Linked DNA regions of Homo sapiens: all the other regions are linked to region 2. Evidence: chromatin contacts called from ENCODE Hi-C or POLR2A ChIA-PET data. All regions are on one chromosome and are shown on one strand. Each heading gives the region's core, a stretch centred on a gene start or an enhancer-like site at or near the end of the contact. The rest is flanking DNA. Distances are from core to core; before and after follow the strand shown. Region 1 overlaps SSC5D (scavenger receptor cysteine rich family member with 5 domains). Region 2 holds the start of GP6-AS1 (GP6 antisense RNA 1). Region 3 holds the start of UBE2S (ubiquitin conjugating enzyme E2 S).

Region 1 (4,453 bases), core at 912-3,411, 500 kb after region 2:
GCAGCTCCTTCCACACCTGGGACCACGCCCCGCTTTGGCCCCCACATCACTGTCACCACATTCTTCTGCCTTTTTCTTTGCCTGTCTTCCTTGTATCCCCATCTCTCAGGATCCCTGCGAATCCATCTCTGCTCCTGTTTCTCACTTGCTGTTGGTCTCTTTTTTTCATTATCCATTTCTCACCCTCATCATCTCTATCTCTGTATTGCCCAGGATGGAGTGCAGTGGTGTGATCTCAGCTCACTGCAGCCTTGACTGCCCGGGCCCAAGCGATCCTCCTGCCTCAGCTTCCTGAAAAGGTGGGACTACAGATGTGCGCCACCACACCCGGCTCATTTTTAATTTTTGTAGAGACGGGCTCACTATGTTGCCCAGGCTGGTCTCAAACTCCTGAGCTCAGGCGATCCTCCTGTCTCACTCTCTCAAAGTGCTGGGCTTATGTCTGGGTTTATAAGTGTGAGCCACCATGCCTGGCCTCACTTCATTTTCCATGATCAAATTCTCTATCTTTTCTTCTCTGTGCCAATCTCTTTTTGCCTTTCATTTTCAATTTCTCACACTCGTCTTTATGCCGTATTTTTTTCATGGTAATTTCTTTTGCTCTCTCTCACCATCTTTCTCATTTTTTTTCTTTCGTTGTCAGTTTCATATTCCCATCATTTCTTTTTCCCTGTCTTTCTTTTTCAATTTCTCACCCTCATTACATCTATTTCTCACTCCAGTTTTCGTGGTCAGTTTCTCTTTATTTTTTTCTCCCTTGTCCTTCTGTCTTTTTGTTTCATTATCAGTCTCACACTCTCATCTCTGTTTCTCACCTAGTTTTTCCTGGTCAATTTATCTGTCTTTCCCCCTCAGTCTTTCACTTTTCTTTCAGATCTCACCTTCACCACCTCTGTTTCTCACTCCATTTTTCATGGTAAATTTCTCTCTCTCTTTTTTGAGACAGGATCTTGCTCTGTTGCCCAGGCTGAAGTGCAGTGGTGCGATCTCAGTTCACTGCAGCCTTGAACTCCCAGGCTCAGGTGATCCTCCGACCTCAGCCTCCTGAATAGCTGGGATTACAGATGCACACCACCATGCCTGGCTAATTTTTTTTTTTGAGACAGAGTCTTGCTGTGTTGCCCAGGCTGGAGTGCAGTGGCGTGGTCTCGGCTCACTGCAACCTCCACCTCCCGGGTTCAAGTGATTCTCCTGCCTCAGCCTCCTGAATAGCTGGGATTACAGGCGTGTGCCACCACTCCCGGCTAATTTTTGTATTTTTAGTAGAGACGGGTTTCACCATGTTGGCCAGGCTGGTCTCAAATTCCTGACCTCGTGATCCGCCTGCCTCGGCCTCCCAAAGTGCTGGGATTACAGGGGTGAGCCACTGCTCCCGGCCTGATTTTTTGTCGAGATGGGTTCTCACTATGTTGCCCAGGCTGGTCTCAAACTCTTGGGCTCAAGTCATCGGCTTGCTGCGGCCTCCCAAAGTGCTGGAATTGCAGGCGGGAGCCACTGGGCCCAAACTGTTTCTGTATCTTCCGTCCTCTTGTCTTTCACTTTCAGTTCTCAGCTTCGCCACCTGCTTCTCACTCGATTTTTCACGGTCGGTTTTGCTATATCACCTCATACTCTCATCGTCTCCATTTCTCACTGCGTTCTCTCCCCAGGCCCAGCGCTGTGGTATCTTTTCCTTTGTCTCTTACGGTTGTTTTCTGAGTCTCCATCTCCCGCGCCTTCCCTGCAGTCTCCCGCGTGCTCTCTTCTCTCTCCCCCTCGTTTCTCTCATGGTCAGCCCCCTTCCCTCCGTTTCTGTCTCCCGCGGGCTCCTCTGTCCGTTTCTCACCGTCCCCGCCGCCCTCGCCGCTCCCTCACGGGAGGTTTCACTCCCCACCTAAGGGGCAGCGTTTCTGTCCTCCCTCTGTGCCCGTCGCAGTCGCTGTTTCTCCGTCTTCTCCCTCCCTTCCACTCTCCCGCCCTGCTCGCCGTCTGGGGCTGCCTGGGTTTCTGCCTCTGTCGCCCCGCGCCCCGTACCTGTGCCCTCCTGAGAGGCCCAAGCCTCCCGCTCCCGCAGGAGAGTCTCGCCGCAAGCGTCCTTTCCCGCCTTTTTTTTTTCTGGCGCTCAGCACGCATGCGCAGGCGCGGTGGGCCCGGGAATGGAGGGACGGGATGGGGCAGGCGTTCATCTGCCTCGCACCTCGTGACGTCACAGGCGCGCTGCGCCTCCTGATTGGCCAGCCGGCGCATCGCCCGCAGTAATAATAGCTGGGCGAAGGGCAACCAGGCCCCAAGAAGCGGGCCTTGAGGTGGGGAAAGGGAGGGAGGAAGCAGGCCCTAGAGGCGCCGTGACTTGGGGGTGGGTGGGCTCCAGCTGTGAGTTAGAGCTATCATTCCGTTTCCAGAGCCGGAAGCGGGAGCTCCGAGAGGTGATGCTCCTCGTTCAAGGACTGCCAGGGTTGCAGCGCCTCCCTAGCCCATAGCGCCCCCTCGTGGTGGAGGCGGGCACGTGCCGGGCACAGCGGCTGCGGAGACAGCGGGTCCGGCCTCGGGACCCCTCCCGTAGGGTAGGGAGGCAGCCAATGAGCAGAAATAAATGCAGAATCACAAACTGCGCCGGTGAAATGAAAAGACAGCCATGTGTGCCACCTTATCAATAGGAAGACTTGGAGGCGTATGCGGGGTGGAGTGGGAGACGAGGCAGGCATGCATTCTTAGCTTCAGGAGCAATGTAACCTTGAAAAAGTGACTTGGTCTCTTTGAGTCCCCGTTTCTTATTTATATTGTTTTATTTATTTATTATTTATTGAGACGGAGTCTCGCTCTGTCACCCACGCTGGAGTGCAGTGGCGCTATCTCAGCTCACTGCAACCTCTGCCTCCCAGGTTTAAACGATTCTCCTGCTGCAGCCTCCTGTGTAGCTGGGATTACAGGCGCACGCCACCACACCGGGCTAATTTTTGTATTTTTAGTAGAGACGGGGTTTCACCATGTTGGCCAGGCTGGTCTCAAAGCCGACCTCGTGATCCACTCGCCTTGGCCTCCCGAAGTGCTGAGATTACAGGTGTGAGCCACCGCGCCCGGCCACCTGTTTCTTTCTCTGGAAAAAAAATGGGGCGCCAGGGTTGTTGGAAAGGTGGAACGAGAGCTCACCTAGTCTGTGCTGGGCATGCATGACCCCAACTTCAGGCCATAGAAACTGTTGCTACACCTGTGTTTCAGATGGGGTAAAAAGTGAGGCTCAGAGAAGTTTAACTTAGGAGCCACGATTATAACCTGTTTTAAGTGATTTCACACGTTTTGCTCCTTGGATTGGGAACCATATGCTAAAATAGAAGCACGAGTCTGGAGTCCGACTCTCCTACCAGGTTCCAATCGTGGTTCCAACCCGGATTAGAACTAGTTGGGTGACTGCAGGCCCCAATTCAATGAACAAAATGTGTGTGAAATCGTTTAAAACCGCAGAATATTGTTTGTTAGGGTTATTTGCTGAAAACGAACAACAGCTGCAGGATTTCAGGGAACGAGCGATTATTTGTAGTAGAGAAATCAAGGAAACCTCACAGGGGAGATGATATTATTTCATCAGCAGGCCACAAGGAGAAATGAATTCTCAGAGAAGCAAAGGGTGGGAGAAATTTGCATTGCCAGAAATTTTCATCGGTGTTATCCATCTCTGCTAGACTTTAAGCTCTGTGAAAGATCTGTATCTATTTCAATTGCTGCCATAATACATCGCCACAAATTTAGTGGTTTAAAACAACGCAGACTTATTATTTTGCAGTTTTGTAGGTCAGAAGTCAGACTTGCTTAGTGGGCTAAGATCAAGGCGCCAGCAGGGTGGTTCCCTTTGGAAGGCTCTAGGGGAGAATCCATTTCCCTGCCTTTTCCAGCTTCTAGAGGCCACCTACATTCCTTGGCTTGTGGCTCCATCCCCCATCATCAAAGCCAGCAACATTGCATCTCTCTGACCTTTCCTCTGCCTTCGTATTTTTCTCTCTCACTGTGGCTTGAAAGGTTCTCTGATTTTATTTATTTATTTATGAGACAGAGTCTCACTCTGTCGCCCAGGCTGGAGTGCAGTGGTATGATCTCGGCTCACTGCAGCCTCTGCTGCCCAGGTTCAAGCAATTCTTATGCCTCAGCCTCCTGAGTAGCTGGGATTACAGGCGTGTGCCACCACTCCCGGCTAATTTTTGTATTTTTAGTAGAGATGGGGTTTCACCATGTTGGCCAGGCTGGTCTTGAACTCCTGACCTCAGGTGATCCACCCGCCTTGGTCACCCAAAGTGGTGGGATTACAGGCGTGAGCCACGGCACCCAGCCAGTTCTCTGAGTTTAAGGACTTAGATTGGGGCCACTTGGCTAATCAGGATAATTTCTCCATTTCAAGGTCTGGACCCTTAATTACATCCACAAGTCCCCTTTTGCCACGTAAAGTAACATATTCACAGTTTCTGTGGATTGGGGCACACAC
Region 2 (4,910 bases), core at 130-2,629:
TAACCACATCCTTCAGGAAGTGAAGTCAGGCAGGAAGTCAAGTCAGAAGACGGAATGGGCTGGGCATGGTGGATCGCACCTGTAATCCCAGCACTTTGGGAGGCAGAGGCAGGTGGATCACATGAGGTCAGGAGTTTGAGACCAGCCTGGCCAACATGGTGAAACCCTGTCTCTACTAAAAATACCAAAAGTAGCCAGGCTTGGTGGTGCATGCCTGTAATCCCAGCTACTCTGGAGGCTGAGGCAGGAGAATCGCTTAAACCCGGAAGGCGGAGGTTGCAATGAGCCGAGATCGCACCATTGCACTCCAGCCCGGGGGACAGAAAAAAAAATGTAGCTGAGCATGGTAGTGCACGTCTGTGATCTCAGCTACTTGGGAGTCTGAGGCAGGAGAATCACTTGAACCCAGGCGGTGGAGGTTGCAGTGAGCCAAGATTGTAATAGTCCAATGTGTTCACCTTGCCCACTGCCTAGACAGAGCTGATTCGTCAAGACAGGGAATCGCAATAGAGAATAATTCATGCAGAGCTGGCTCTACGAGAGACCAGAGTTTTATTATTATTCAAATCAGTGTCTCCCAGCATTCAGGAAGCGTTTTTAAGGATAACTTGGTGGGTGGGTGGGAAGCCAGTGAGCCAGGAGTGCTGTTTGGTCAGGGATGAAATCGTGGGAGCCAAAGCTATCTTCTTGCACTCAGTTCCTGAGTGGAGGCCAAAAGATAAGATGGGCCAGTTTATTGATATGGGTGGTGCCAGCTGATCCATCAAGTACAGGGTCTGCAAGTTAAACGCTGATCTTAGAAGCAGTTTAGGGAGGGTCACAATCTTGTAGCCTCCAGCTGCATGACTCCTAAGTCATAATTTCTAATCTCGTGGCTAATGTTCGTCCTACAGGGCCAATCTAGTCCCCAGGCAACAAAGAGGTGTGCTTTGGAAAAGGGCTATCATCTTTGTTTAAACTATAAGTTTCTCCCAAAGTTCAGCCTATGCCCAGGAATGAAAAAGGACAGCTTGGAGGTTAGAAGCAAAATGGAGTCAGTTAAATCTCTTTCACTGTCTCAGTCATAATTTTGGAAAGGTGGTTTCAAGCTGGCACAACTGCACTCCACCCTAGGAGACAGAGCGAGACCCTGTCAAAAAAAAAAAAAAAAAACAAGAAGTGAAGTCAAGATAGGAGGTAAATTCGGAAGACAGGAAGTGGTGGTAGAAGACAAGAAGTGAAGTCATACAGGAAGTAAAGTCAGAAGACAGGAAGTGAAGTAAGAAGACAGGAAGTGGTTGTAGAAGACAGGAAGTGAGGTCATACAGGAAGTAAAATCAGAAGACAGGAAGTGACGTCAAACCAGGATTTGCAGTCGGAGGCAGGCAAGAAGTGAAATCAGAAGACGGGAAGTGGCTGAGGGGAACGTCTTTTCTCTCTCCTGCTCAGCCCGAAGTGAACAGGTAGCATCAGGTGTGCCATTTCAGTGACTGGGCACAGCCCAGGCACCCACATCTCTCTGCAGCGCCTATTCTTGGAACACCAGAGACCTCTACACTATTTTCTGTTGCTTTTTTCCTTCATTTTCAGAGATGAGATCCTGGATTGAATGACTACTATGGAAAGTGATTGACCAAGGTAAGTCACAACTATCTTGTTCTTTAATTTTGGTGTTGTTTGTTATGACTTGTTAGCCGTCTAGCACTCATAGCTTTGCATTTCCACTCTGCATTACTTGTATTTTTATTATTTTGTGATATTCGTAATAATTTATTATAAAACTGTGTTATTTTTGGATATTTTTAAGTTAAAATGCGATTTTTTAACTAAGTGGCAGTATGCAAAGCAAGTGGTTCAGAACTCTCCCCCATTAATAAGTCTTCTCTCCTGAAAGAAACAATTTTGAGACTTCCTGTTCTTAATTCTGTTTAACAGCATACTTCTAAAAGAAAAAGTGTATACTGTTATTATTTATTGTGTTACAAAAATATACACGCACCTTTCATGCACGTCCGTGTGAAGAGACCACCAAACAGGCTTTGTGTGAGCAATAAAGCTTTTAATCACCTGGGTGCAGGTGGGCTGAGTCTGACAAGAGAGTCAGCGAAGGGGGATAGGGGTGGGGCCGTTTTATAGGATGTGGGTAGGTAAAGGAAAATTACAGTCAAAGGGGGGTTGTTCTCTGGCGGGCAGAGTCGGGGTCATAAGGTGCTCAGTAGGGGAGCTTTTGAGCCAGGATGAGCCAGGAGAAGGAATTTCACAAGACAATGTCATCAGTTAAGGCAGGAACAGGCCATTTTCGCTTCTTTTGTGGTGGAATGTCATCAGTTAAGGCACGAACCGGCCATCTGGATGTGTACGTGCAGGTCACAGGGGATATGATGGCTTAGCTTGGGCTCAGAGGCCTGACATTCCTGTCTTCTTATATTAATAAGAAAAATAAAATGAAATAGGGGTAAAGTGTTGGGACAGCAAAAATTTTTGGGGGTGGTATGGAGAGATAATGGGTGATGTTTCTCAAGGCTGCTTTGAGCAGGATTAGGGGCGGCGTGGGAACCTAAAGTGGGAGCGATTAAGCTGAAGGAAGATTTTGTGGTAAGGGGTGACATTGTGGGATTGTTAAAAGAAACATTTGTCATTTAGAATTATTGGTGATGGCCTGGATACAGTTTTGTATGAATTGAAAAACTAAAGGGAATAAGGAAAGGAGAAAAACAGGTATTAAAGGTCTAAGAATTGGGACGACTCAGGACATCTAATTAGAAAGTGCCTAAGGAGGTTCAGCATAGCCTTGCCAGCAAAGATTATTTATTTATTTTAAGAGTTAACAGTGGCGGTATGGGGATAGTACCAGGAGATACCAGCTGTGCTGGCTTGGAGAAACAGTGTAAACTGGCAGTGTAAACAAGAGCAGGGCATGTGTGAGTAGTTGAGAACGGTGAATAGGAGTATGACTAGACAGAAGATAGTAGGGATGACAAGTTTTTTGGGGCACAATCTAAGTTGGTCTGGTGTCTGGAATGAGACTGGGGCCTAATAAAAAGGAGTGTCTACACAGGAGCTTAAATGGGCTGTATCTTGTAGCATTCCAAGGACAGGCCTGAATTCTGGAAGCGAAAATGGTAAAAGTATTGTCCAGTCCTTTTTAAGTTGGTGGCTGAGCTTGGTGAGGTGTGTTTTTAATAGACCATTAGTCTGTCACTGAATACTAAGAGCCTGAAAAAATGCTTGGCTGATTTGACTAATAAAGGCTGGTCTGTTAGCAGACTGTATAGAGGTGGGAAGGCTGAACTGAGGAATTTTGTCTGACAGAAGGGAATGACAAGGCTAAACTGAAGAATTATGTCTGACAGAAGGGAAGAAATGACTGCGGTGGCCTTCTCAGACCCTGTAGGAAAGGACTGTACTTACCCAGTGAAAGTGTCTACCTAGACTAAGAGGTATTTTAGTTATCTTACTCGGGGCATGTTGAGTAAAGCTAATTTGCCAGTCCTGGGCGGGGGCAAATCCTTGAGCTTGATGTGTAGGGAAGGGAGGGGGCCTGAATAATCCATGAGGAGTAGTAGAATAGCTGATGCAACACTGAGAAGTGATTTCTTTGAGGATAGATTTCCACAATGGAAAGGAAATGAGAGGTTCTAAGAGGCTGGCTAGTGGCTTGTACCATAGCATAGCCTGCCTTTGCTGGTGTGTGGCGATTAGGCCTGGTGGAACCGCCATCAATAAACTAAGTGTGATCAGGGTGAGAAACAGGGAAGAAGGAAATGTGGGGAAATGGGGTGAACGTCAGGTGGATCAGAGAGATGCAGTCATGGGGGTCAGGTGTGGTATCTGGAATAATGTGGGAGGCCAGATTGAAGTCCGGGCCAGGAACAATGGTAATTGTGGGACTTAACAAAGAGTGAGTACAGCTGAAGGAGCCAGGGAGCAGAAAGTATATGCATCAGGTGTGAGTAAGAAAATAGATTTTGGAAATTATGAGAGCTGTAGAGAGTGAGTTGAGCATAGTTTGTGATTTTGAGGGCCTCTAAAAGTATTAAAGCAGCGGCAGCCACAGCACGCAGATATGAGGGCTAGGCTAAAACAGTAAGGTCAAGTTGTTTGGACAGAAAGGCTACAGGGTGTGGTCCTGGCTCTTGTGTAAGAGTTCTGACCGCGCTAACCATGCCTAGGAAGGAAAGGAGTTGTTGTTTTGTAGAAGGTGCTGGGGCTTGAGAGATCAGTCAGACACGATCAGCAGGGAGAGCACGTGTGTTTTTATGAGAATTATGCCGAGATAGGTAACAGATGAGGATGAACTTTGGGCTTGACTGAAGTAATGGGGGCTGTCTGTGAAACCTTGCAGCAGTACAGCCCAGGTAATTTGCTGAGCCTAATGGGTGTCAGGGTCAGTCCAAGTGAAAGCGAAGAGAGGCTGGGACGAGGGGTGCAGGGGAATAGTGAAAAAAGCATCTTTAAGATCAAGCATGGAATAGTGAGTTGTGGAGGAAGGTATTGAGGACAAAAGAGTGTAGGGGTTGGGCACCACAGGGTGCATAGGCAAAACAATTTGATAAGGCGCAGATCCTGAACTAATCTGTAAGACTTTTCCGGTTTTTGGACAGGTAAAATGGGGGAATTGTAAGGAGAGTTTATAGGTTTTAGAAGCCCATGCTATAGCAGGCGAGTGATAACAGGCTTTAATCCTTTTAAAGTGTGCTGTGGGATGGGATATTGGCATTGAGCAGGGTAAGGGTGATTAGGTTTTAATGGGATGGTAACGGGTATGTGATCAGTTGCCAGGGAAGGAGTAGAGATGTCCCATACTTGTGGGTTAAGGTGGGGGAATAGGAGAGGAAGACGCGAAGGAGGCTTTGGGTTGAGGAGAAGGGTGGCAATGAGATGCGGCTGTAGTCCAGGAATAGTCAGGGAAGCAGATAATTTGGTTAAAA
Region 3 (4,945 bases), core at 128-2,627, 400 kb after region 2:
CTGGCTTGTTTCCTCATCCCTGACACTCACAGCAGGATGGAGTTTGAGATCACCTGGCCCACCCTCCCAGGCCCTTGCTGACACCATTCCCACCACCTGGAGCTCTCTTCCCATTCCTACTTAATTCCTACCCACCCTCAGGTCCAGGGAAGCCATGTCTGAAAGCCTTGCTTCAAATCTAGAGTACCGTCCCATGATATACTAACTCAATGACCAGATATTTCTCAACCCTTGTGGGAAAAGAGTACATAATTGTCATTTGTGGCGTCCTGCCCTGTCCACCAATGCATCCCAACACCTGACACGAGGCCAGCCTGTAATGGGTACTTCCCGCTAGGGTGATCTAGAGCAGGGTGATGGAGGATCTAAGCAGCAGCCCCTTCTCTTTTTCCTTCCAAACTCACCAGGGCCCTCGATGGTGACCTGGAGGTCGGTGAGGTCCTCCTCGTTGGGAAAGACCTTGATGCCATCGGGTGGGTCTGCGGTCAGTGTCGTCACCTCCTTGTACACCAGGCGGATGATGTGCGGGGGTAGGTTCTCCACGTTGGAGTTCTGGGCACGGATGGGAGAGCAGGGTGAGCGAGTGTTAAGAGCTGGGCTTCCCGCAGGGCCTAAAGATGCTGAGACTGCCCAAGTCTTGACTCAGTGGCCCCAGGCTGTCAATCACCCTTGAACTCCCAGACCCTCACCCAGGATGCTTCAGGCCATCAGCCCAGGCAGAGTTTCCAACAGAAATGGGGGCGGGTTCACGGGGGGGCTTGCAGATAACTCCACCCACCCCAGAACCCCCCCCCCAAAGCCCGCTCCTAACCCTGCTTGGTCCCCAGTGGTTCCACGTAGGCCAGAGATCTACTCTCTCCCCCTTCTCCACTAATTTTTGGTTAGAGCATCCTTGAAACCCCGGCTCAGGTCTGGAGATGGCGGCGGGGCGTCCTTGCTCCTGGTAACACCCATGGGCGGGCCGCAAAGCGCCCGGAGCCCTCGCCGCCAGGGAGACTGCGGGCCGCCCGAGCTCCTGCTCCGCCTGCGGGAAGGCCCTCGGGCCCATCCCGGGTCAGGGACCCCCAGGCTGGCCCTCAAACCCCTCAAGGCCGCCCGTCGGAGGCCCCTGAGACTCCACCTCCTCCCTCAGGGACACCCCCGACCACCTTCATGGGCCTCATCGCCCGTGCTCACCATGGCTGCGGCCGGCCGGGGGCGGGTCCCCCCGGCCCCCTTCCTGCGTTCTTCGGTCCGCCGGCCGGGGCGGGGGGCCCAACTGCTGCCGCTGCGGCCCTGGAGAGGCCCCGGCGGCCCCGCTCCGCTCCCCGCTGCCTCCGACGTCCGCCGCGCACAGCGTAGACCAACCCGCCGCCCCGGTGCCCGGCAGCACTGAGCCGGCCGCGCGCGCACCACTGCCTCTTTATAACCGCCCGCAGGCCACGCCCTCCGCGGCCCCTCAGCTCCGAGCCTCAACCGTGACGTCAGCGCGCACGTTCCTTGGTTTTCGACGCGCTCGCTCCCTTCCCCGCAAACTATGGTCAGAAGCGAGGGAAGTGGCGGAGAGGGCTGGGTAGCGGGCCGGCCAATGGGGGCCCGCGGGGGTCGGGAGGGTTCTCAAAGAACGGAGGGGCTGAAAAGGGGAAGAAGAGAGGAAGGGGGACGGGGAAGGCGACGCGGCCGCTGATTGGACCGTTTGAATGAGACGCCGCCACGGCCCGGCATACGCGCGGGCGCGCCCTGACGCTGAGGAAGTCGCGCACGCGACTAACGGTCTTCCTGGGGGCCGGAGCGTGGCGAGGGGAGGCGGGACTCGGGGTTTTAAACGCGTGATGGAAGGCGCTCGGGCCAATAGGGATGCGCTTTAGTGACTGGTGGGTCACGAGACTCGCATGGGCCAATGACTGATAGAGACCGGTCAGAGGGCGACCCAGTTTCGTGCAGATCAAACCGCTGCCAGCCAACGAAATCCGTTGATTTTTGTATATGCAAATGAAGTGTGCGCTGCCGCCCGCGCCCCCTCCTTTGAGCCGTGGTGGAGGTGGGCGCTGGAACTCCGACTACATTTTTCTATGAGGCGCCATTTTGTGCTGGAAATGCTCTTGGACCCACGTCCTGTATTGCTAAGGCTCAAAGATCAGTCAGAATGACCTTGAAGGCTTGGACAGCCTTGCACTCCGTGTGTGACCCCCACTCCTGCCAGGCTTCATCGAAGACGCCAGCCTCAGTTTCCTTATGTGACAAATGGGCACTGGGATCCGTTGTATTGCCAGGGAAAGAAGTCAGAGAGTGCCAAGACGGTTATTCACGGCATGGTTATGCCTATGACTGACCCATGGCCTCCAGCCACACCCGCCTTCTCTGGGACTCAGTTTCCCTCTCTAGGAAATGGACACATAGCTGCCTGGAAAAGGGACCATCTCCAGCCCTCAGTGTCAGTAAAAACGTCAGGCAATTGCTTGAGAACGGTGGCCAGAGCTCCCTGAGCAGGCCTTTTGGAGGGGCTTAGAGAGGAGGAGGGAATGCTGAAGTTGGCCTTCCTTTGCTCATCTGTGCAGTGCGGTCGCAGTGCCCTCTCGGTGTCTCTGCCAGTCTGTGCGTCCACAGCTCTTCTTAGTTTCTTGGCCTTTTTCAGCCATGGATGAGAGCATTAACATCTGGGCCTAATTTGGCCACAGGTACCTGAAAAGACCCCTGGCTACCAGCTTCCCCTCATGGGGCCTCAGCTTCTGAAGAAGGAATAAGGAAGGTGTGAAAGAAATCTACATGGCCAAGGCCAGGCGTGGTAGCTCACGCCTGTAATCCCAGCACTTTGGGAGGCTGAAGCTGGCAGATCACCTGAGGTCAGGAGTTTGAGACCAGCCTGGCCAACATGGTGAAACCCCATCTGTACTAAAAATACAAAAATTAGCCAGGTGTGTTGATGCAGCCCTGTAATCCCAGCTACTCGTGAGGCTGAGATGGGAGAATCGGTTAAAGCCGGGATGTGGAGGTTGCAGTGAACTGAGATCTCGCCACTGCACCCCAGCCTGGGCAACAGAGCAAGACCCTGTCTCAAAAAACAAAAAAGCAAAAAAAAAAAAAAAACCAAAAAACAAAACCTACATGGTCGGGTACAGTGACTACGCCCATAATCCCAGCACTTTGGGAGGCCAAGGTAGGTCGATCACTTGAGCCCAGGAGTTCAAGACCAGCCTGGGCAACATAGTGAGAGACCCCCACCAATATGTACAAAACAAACAAACCCAAAACAACTGAAGAAACAGCTACAGCATAAAAAGTCATCATCATAACTAGTTTGTGGAGAAATGGCTTCAGGTGATCCCTTCCTGCTCCCTCACCCCAGGTCCAATCTATACCAGTTCCTGTTGACGTCATCTACTGAATCTCATCACGTCCCCCCATCCGCTATGCCACCAGTCCTGCTTAGAGTCAACGTCATCCCATTTTGCCGATAAGCATTTTGCTGATCTTCAATTTTAGCCTGCTGGGTGTGGAGGATTCCAACCCAATTAACAGACAAGGAAGCTGAAGGAGCAGGAGGTAAAGTGACTTGCTCGGGGTTCCCCAGCTGGGACAAGGCAAAGCTAGTGGCTAAATTCGTCTTGATCTTAAAAATCCACCCAAAAGACATAACAATAATGATGATAATACTAATGGTTATTATGTATTATTTGCTGTGTGCCAGACCCTGTTCTAGTTTCTTTACATGCTTGATGTCATTTAATCCTTGTAACAACCATAATGGGTGGATATTATTAATTATTATGATCCCCTCTGGATACCTGCATTTATTCAATACATTTGTTCTTCTTTATTAGTGTCTACACTCTAGCTGTCAGGATGCTATGGGATACAGCAGAGAATAAAAGGGACAAAGCCTCGACTTTCATGGATCTTACATCCTGGTGCGGGAGCCAGATAGCAAGTAAGTCTATACCATCATGTCAGCAAGTGATAAAGACTGAAGAACAATCAGCAAGTGATAAAGACAGGAACAATTAGTGGGAGGGGGAGGTTTGAGAGGGAGGGATGGGGCTGCCATTTTACCTTGGCTGGGCAGGGAGAATCTGTCTGAGGAAAGGTCATTTGGGCTGTTGGAAGGTCTATGGGAAAAGCATTTTGAGCAAAGGGAACAGCAGGTGTCAAGAAGATTGTGCTTGGTGCTTTTAGGGAACATTAGGAGGCCAGCGAGGCTGGATTGGAGTGAGGCAGAGCAAGTAGAGGGCTCTGAGGTGGGAGAGGTGAGGGGCTGCTGGTGGGCCTCCTAGGCCATGGTGAAAAGTATGTCTGTTTTTTGAGCAATGGGGAGCCATTGGTGGCTTTGAGCAGAGAATGACTCCTTCAGACTTATGAACAGAAACAGGGAGGCCAATGAGGAGGTGATTACCTTTGTTCAGGTGGGATGATGGTGGCTCCAAGCAGGATTGGTGGCATTAGGAATGGGGGAAGTGATGAGATGATGTCAACAGCAACTGGTATAGATTGGACTTGGGGTGAGGGAGCGGGAGGGATCACCTGTACCCTAAATAATCACCTGAAAACCGGGAAGGCAGACCTTTTCCAAAAAGGTTTTCCAATGCTGTGGTCCATTGGTCTCTGGTCCAACTCACTAAACTCTGCCCTTGTAGCTCCTAAGAAAACTAATGGGTGTGTTTCCAAAAACAGGCAGTGGCCAAAGTAGGCCCCTGAGCTATAGTTTGCTCCCTGCTTTACACATATCCCACGTGCCCCACCCCAGCTGAAAACTCAAGAGTCCTCCTCCCCACTACATTTTGCATAAGCCCCAGACTCCCCAAAAACCCATAAGCCCTTGCACCATCTCCTGAGGCTTCCTTGCCTTTTTCTGTTTGTTCCTGGAATACGCCAAGCTTTTTACCCTGAGGACAGTTGGACAGGCAGTTCTCTGTGCCGGTCGTGCTTTTCCCCTTTCCTTCTTCTCATCTCCTAGGTTTACCCTAACTCG

Evidence for each region. Hi-C counts contacts between places; a loop is a spot of excess contacts on that map. ChIA-PET counts read pairs that join two places held with the same protein, here RNA polymerase II (POLR2A). Pooled maps may share reads with other maps.
Region 1: a loop to region 2 is called in a pooled map, with 4 times the contacts of the local background. The contact joins the enhancer-like site here to the promoter of GP6-AS1 in region 2. A Hi-C loop is called at or near these places in 1 of 168 maps with a recorded cell type or tissue (CD8-positive, alpha-beta T cell) and 3 of 50 pooled maps. POLR2A ChIA-PET finds 5 or more read pairs at or near these places in 2 of 52 experiments (HEK293 and WTC11).
Region 3: a pooled map shows a loop between it and region 2 (7-fold over the local background). The contact joins the promoter of UBE2S here to the promoter of GP6-AS1 in region 2. A Hi-C loop is called at or near these places in 5 of 50 pooled maps. POLR2A ChIA-PET finds 5 or more read pairs at or near these places in 2 of 52 experiments (Caco-2 and activated B cell).

The regions. Positions count from the first base shown.
Region 1 is chr19:55,501,735-55,506,187 of GRCh38, forward strand. All of the region lies in intron 12 of SSC5D (scavenger receptor cysteine rich family member with 5 domains), which reads left to right. Among named protein-coding and RNA genes, the nearest start is that of SSC5D, 16 kb to the left of the region's middle. RefSeq lists silencers at 1,962-2,051, 2,102-2,151. Within about 2 kb of position 2,162, at least 28 of the 41 ENCODE cell types and tissues checked have a DNase peak (open chromatin) inside an H3K27ac peak, as active enhancers do; they include CD8-positive, alpha-beta T cell, where a contact is called at or near this core.
Region 2 is chr19:55,004,848-55,009,757 of GRCh38, forward strand. GP6-AS1 (GP6 antisense RNA 1) reads left to right here and starts at 1,380. Exons shown (of 3, transcript XR_001754013.3): 1 at 1,380-1,442; 2 at 1,570-1,617.
Region 3 is chr19:55,406,411-55,411,355 of GRCh38, forward strand. UBE2S (ubiquitin conjugating enzyme E2 S) reads right to left here and starts at 1,378. Exons shown (of 4, transcript NM_014501.3): 1 at 1,177-1,378; 2 at 405-552. The coding sequence starts at 1,179. It overlaps LOC105372462 (a long non-coding RNA gene), which reads left to right and starts at 1,735. Exons shown (of 3, transcript XR_936075.3): 1 at 1,735-3,522; 2 at 3,801-3,907. RefSeq lists enhancers at 841-1,354, 1,711-2,005, 2,027-2,136 and silencers at 1,007-1,476, 1,487-1,546, 1,557-1,606.